2 separate regions of the Homo sapiens genome follow, and region 1 is linked to region 2. Evidence: chromatin loops called from intact Hi-C (ENCODE). Cell type or tissue: natural killer cell. All regions are shown on one strand.

Evidence for each region. A loop is a pair of places that touch in the nucleus more often than their neighbours do. Peaks named below come from ENCODE experiments on the same cell type or tissue, not always from the same donor. Only the 100,000 strongest peaks of a DNase experiment are listed, where the experiment ranks them.
Region 1: it touches region 2 in a loop (4-fold over the local background); 1 of 110 quality-filtered maps calls a loop at or near these places.

Annotation. Positions count from the first base shown.
Region 1 is chr2:12,964,396-12,966,895 of GRCh38, forward strand. LOC100506474 (a long non-coding RNA gene) reads right to left here. Exons shown (of 6, transcript NR_038434.1): 6 at 2,387-2,500. Among named protein-coding and RNA genes, the nearest start is that of MIR3125, 230 kb to the left of the region's middle. In natural killer cell, no CTCF peak of the experiment used is centred here; a DNase peak (open chromatin) is centred at 1,226; H3K27ac peaks cover 672 bases.
Region 2 is chr2:11,749,315-11,751,814 of GRCh38, forward strand. All of the region lies in intron 1 of LPIN1 (lipin 1), which reads left to right. Among named protein-coding and RNA genes, the nearest start is that of LPIN1, 3.9 kb to the left of the region's middle. RefSeq lists enhancers at 14-273, 294-343 and a silencer at 804-863. In natural killer cell, no CTCF peak of the experiment used is centred here; DNase peaks (open chromatin) are centred at 677, 1,307 and 1,847; H3K27ac peaks cover 1,868 bases.

The sequences.
Region 1 (2,500 bases), 1.2 Mb after region 2:
ATAAAAATAAAACTAATTTTACAAGTGGGTACGATAATGTAATTAAGATACCTTGCACATATTACTATATCTATAACTTCTACATTTTACCCAATTGTCCAAGTATTAATTAGGTGGAACCTTGAACAAGTCATTGTCCTTGCTAGGTTTGAGTTTACTAACTCAAGAAAAAAGTATTGACCTACATTACAATCCTTTTAAAAACCCCAGGAATTTATTAATCTACTTAATATTTACTAAGACTTCAGTGGAAAGTTATATGGATACTGTCTTTAAATATTGTTAAATTTTTACCCCCGATTTTAACTCTTTATCATAAGACTGATAATTTGGCAAGCAAATATAGCAAGCAGAATCTAAAATATATTTTCAACTTGTTATTTGATCAAGTGGAGTATTGAGAAAAATGTAACTTTCACATCTTCTCGCAATCTATAAAAGGTCAACATTACTACCTTTTCTTTCTCTTAGTAGTAGGAAGTACCCCAACTTTGTAGAAAGGGTATGGCCAAGGCTATCAACACAAAAGCATTCTCTCAAAATTTAGAAACTGAATACCATTTAAGAAGCTTGGCAATTTCACATCCATAAATCTGTTTCACAGTGCCTGGTCCACAGTGGACTTTCAGTGAATGCTAGTTTATAGAATCATAAAACCATGGCATGTAGTTTGGAGACATTTAGAAAGAAAGAAACTTCCGGAGAGCCATGGCTTCCATACTCTACTACCCAACTGAAAAAATGCTATTCCTAAAAAAGCATGTGCCTCTGCTTTAGTGTCCTTTGCCTATGGCCCCTCCCTCTCCCTCCCAGCCCTTCACTTCTCTGAACTGGTTCTTTGTCCTTGCAAGCAAATCAAAGGGAAATTGAAATTGATCTCAGGGATGATGGCTGGCTAGAGTTAGAAACAGGAGATCCTGTGAGTTCGGATAGTTTCTATGACCCCTCCTTCCCATCCACCGCGCCCCCCACCCCGCACACCCCACACCCAATTCAATTAATTTCAAGTTGAAACAGATTTATTTATACTTATATTTTCCAGAATATTCTTCTGAAATTTTCTTGATTTAGGCTAATTTCTAAGTGCTTTCCTCCTTTTTATTTTAAAAGAAACTTGAGACCCTGGTCTCTATTAAAAAGGAAGAAAGCATCATTGATGTCCATCTTCCCTCCAGCTACCCTGAATTTGAGCAGACTGCATGACTCATCTTTCCTAGAAATACAACAATGAGATCATCATGTCTGTTTCCTTCCTACTCTGAGTACAGTTGAATTGGTTTCCTCTGTGTTCAGAGATAATTTTTTTTTCTGAAAAGCCCTTTGCTTGTTAATACACAAGAGTTTAATTATATATTTAGAACACAGCATGGAAGAAAATGAGCAGTGATTAATACATTCTGTTTTTTCTTCAGGCAGCTCAATCTCTACTTCCAAAACTAAAATTGTATAAATCATAGAAGGAGATACATCTGCATTTTATTTTAACACCTCCTGTGATAAAGAACTCACCACTTCCACAGGAAGTTAATTCTGCTTTTAACAATTTCTTTAGATAATTTTTGCTTGCAGGGACCTAAAATCTGATGGCTTCTGACTTCAGCTTTTTTAGCTCTATCCCTGAAATTTACAGCCAAGGAGAATATTTCTGGCCCTTTTCCAGGTGATATATCTTCAGATATTTGCAGACAATTATCATATCACATGATCTGACCTACATGAAGTGTAAATTTCTTAGAACATGGTCTGCTTCACTTTAGATATTTAGTTGTACTGCCAGATTAACAATCTTGCCTGAATTAACAAACAAATTCAAATAACTGATCTACATTTCTGTAAATGACTATTTCATCAAATTGAAAATTTACTACTGCAGTAAAGCCAAATATCTGGACAAATAAGTTTTGCCTGAATTGCATGGAGAGTTTGGGATTGTTGTTATATAAACAGTATCTAGACCATATATGTTACAAAACTATAAGCAATTCTATATTTTTATTGTTTTTACCTTTCTTCATAAAAAGTATTGTCTAAATCAAGTTATTGCATCAATCCATATACAATTCAAATATGAAATTCTCATTCATTGATTTTTATATTATTTGTACACAAACAGAATGTAACAAAATGTATGATACTTATTTCTGTATTTCCAAGATATTAGTATTCAAATATCGTTCTACCAGTACATTCTCAGATTCTCTTTGAAATTGAAGTTGAATAGAATGCCAGATTTATCTCAGGTGCAAAAATATGGTTGTCAAATAAACAAACAAAAAGAACTAACACAAAACAGAGAATTAAGAAAATATCTCAGTAGCCCAAATAGCATTCCAGTTATAGACATCCATACATGAGAAAGCATAAAATGAAATGGAGTTATTAGATATTCAATCTGGAAAGAACTTTATTATTTCTCATAAAAGCTTAGGGGCAACATTAAGTACATTTTCAAAAAAATCTTGAGAGCACAGACTCATAATTTTGAAGCTCAAATAAGACT
Region 2 (2,500 bases):
ACTGGCCCTGCTCCTTGATCAGAGGATGCACCAGCGCCTGAAGGGAATCTGTGCCCCCTAGGAGGCCACACTGGGCCCTGGGGCTGCTGGGGTCCGAAGCAAGTGCCCTGACCTCCCTTCCTGTGGGTTCCCTTCCTCTTCCTCTTTCCACAGCTTTCCCCTGTCTGTCTCCCTACCTGTAATTCACCCCAACAAGCCCTTAGCAGCTGGGGTTGGGGTGGGGTCTGTGCAGCCAGGGATATGTTGAGTAGTGAGTTTCTGCCTGTAGAAAGCTCTGGGTCTGGGCTGACCCAGACCCAGGCTGACACTTTTCACAATGAGGTATGTGGCCCAGGAGTCTTAAAACCTCAGCAGTGTCTGGCCCACAGGCTGTTCTGCACACTGAGGGATGCAGGGCGCGTTGTGCCGCTCCCACTCCCAGCTGAGAGGTTGGGAGGAACCAGATGGACTGGGCTCCATCAGGAGAGAAGCCAGAAGCATTTTCACACCGGTGGTCATGGCTACAGGGTCATGGTTACAGTGGATTTTTCAACCCACTGACCAAATGTTGTGATTCTTGCAACAACTTAAAATTTTCGGCTGATGCTGAATGCTGGGGCTTTCCAGAAATAGCCATAGGCTGTTAGAACAGGCACTTTGCTCTGTAAGGAGGCCTGTTTGTTCCTGAGTGTGAGCTGATTTGCATTGGCTCACAAAGTTGACCACAGACCCTGCATGGGAGACACAACCAACACCCCCATTTGCCTGCTGGCACGCACTTGTGCCCCCCTCCCCTCCCCGGCCTCGCTCCCTGGAAGCCCTCGCACCTCTCCCCTTGCCCTCTGTCCCCTAGCCACACACACTCACTTTTTGATGAAGTCGTCCTCCGCGTTCATGGATCTCACTAGGCTGTAGGTCTTCAGTTTACAAGACAGGAGACAAGCAACAAGGGTTTTAGGATAATGGGCACCAGACAAGACAGGCGCCCAGACAACTGTTCTGGCAAAACAATGTCCCACCATTGGACTCTGTGCAATGCCAGAATGCCACCAGTCTCGGGGTGGCCTCTTTGGGCTCAGATTTTGGGCAAATGAGAATGTGGAATGTAGGCATAGCCTTCAAATAGTTCTGTATTCATTTTAACTAGTAATATTCTTTGCCTCTGTCTTTTTGGGAAGGTACTATTTAAATAGGTGATATATACAAAGTCCCCTCTGGCAAGAGACGTTATTCAAAGACCGGATTTTGTCTGGAACCAGTTTGTGGTCACAGAATTAGCACGTGGTTTTTATTTGGTGCATGTGCTTTGAAAAGTACTTTACATTTACTGCCTCACAACAGTCCTATGAGGTGGCTGTGCTGATGTCATCCCTTTTTATAAAATAGATGCGAAACTGCAGTGCAGAGAGCTTAGTAACCTGTCTTTGATCACAGAGTTAGTGGAAGGTGGAGGCAGGATTTGAATACCTCCAGAGCCTGCGCTCTTACCTGCTGAGCTATATTGTCTCCTAATAGTGCCCTGGAACACCCAGGTGATATATGCCCACCTCCCAATTGCTGGGGTGTGGTAGGGGTGGGGGGTAATACAGAAATAAAGTTATAAGGGCAGAGCATTCTTTTTGACCAAGACACGAATTTGGACAGAGGGCTCTTGAAAGTGCGTAGAGAGAATGTGCCATTGGGTCTTTGAAGGAAAAGAACGTCCTGTCCTTAATCAGTGAGCTAAATAATTAAGAGCCAAAGGATCGGAGTCAAAGCCTTGGGCTGTTTTGCTCAGCATAGTTGTCATACCATATTTAGATGTCTACACCCACCTTTATCCAGGCCATTTGTATTTCTTGGCAGGAACGTGAGAACAAGCGTCACCTGGGGTTGTGGTATCTGAGGGTTGCAAAGTGTCAGCGCTGGAGGAGCTGAGTGATCACTCATCTGACCTTCCCTCCAAAGCAGGAGTACCCCTGTCCAGCACCCTGTCCTGTCTCAGTGGTTTCAGTGATGGAGACCCTGAGACTGAGTGGACCAGAGTTTTCCATCCTTCACTCCCAGTTCTCTGAGGTTACTAATAATTGACATGAAATACATGCAGACATAAAAAACACAAGCTAGAAAGCAACACTATGGGAAGTATTTATGATAAAAAGTGAAGATCTCTTCCTCCTTTTCCCAGGCTGGTCCCCAGGGGTGAATCTTGTGAATCTTGTTTTGTATGTATCTCATTCCAGAATTTTTTTATGCATATCAAAATATGTACAAATGTAATTTTTTAAAAATGGGTCCAGCTGGGCGCGGTGGCTCACGCCTGTAATCCCAGCACTTTCGGAGGCCGAGATGGGTGGATTACGAGGTCAGGAGATCAAGACCATCCTGGCTAACATGGTGAAACCCCGTCTCTACTAAAAATACAAAAAAATTAGCCAGGCTGGTGGCAGGCGCCTGTAGTCCCAGCTACTCGGGAGGCTGAGGCAGGAGATTGGCGTGAACCTGGGAGGCGGAGCTTGCAGTGAGCCGAGATTGCGCCACT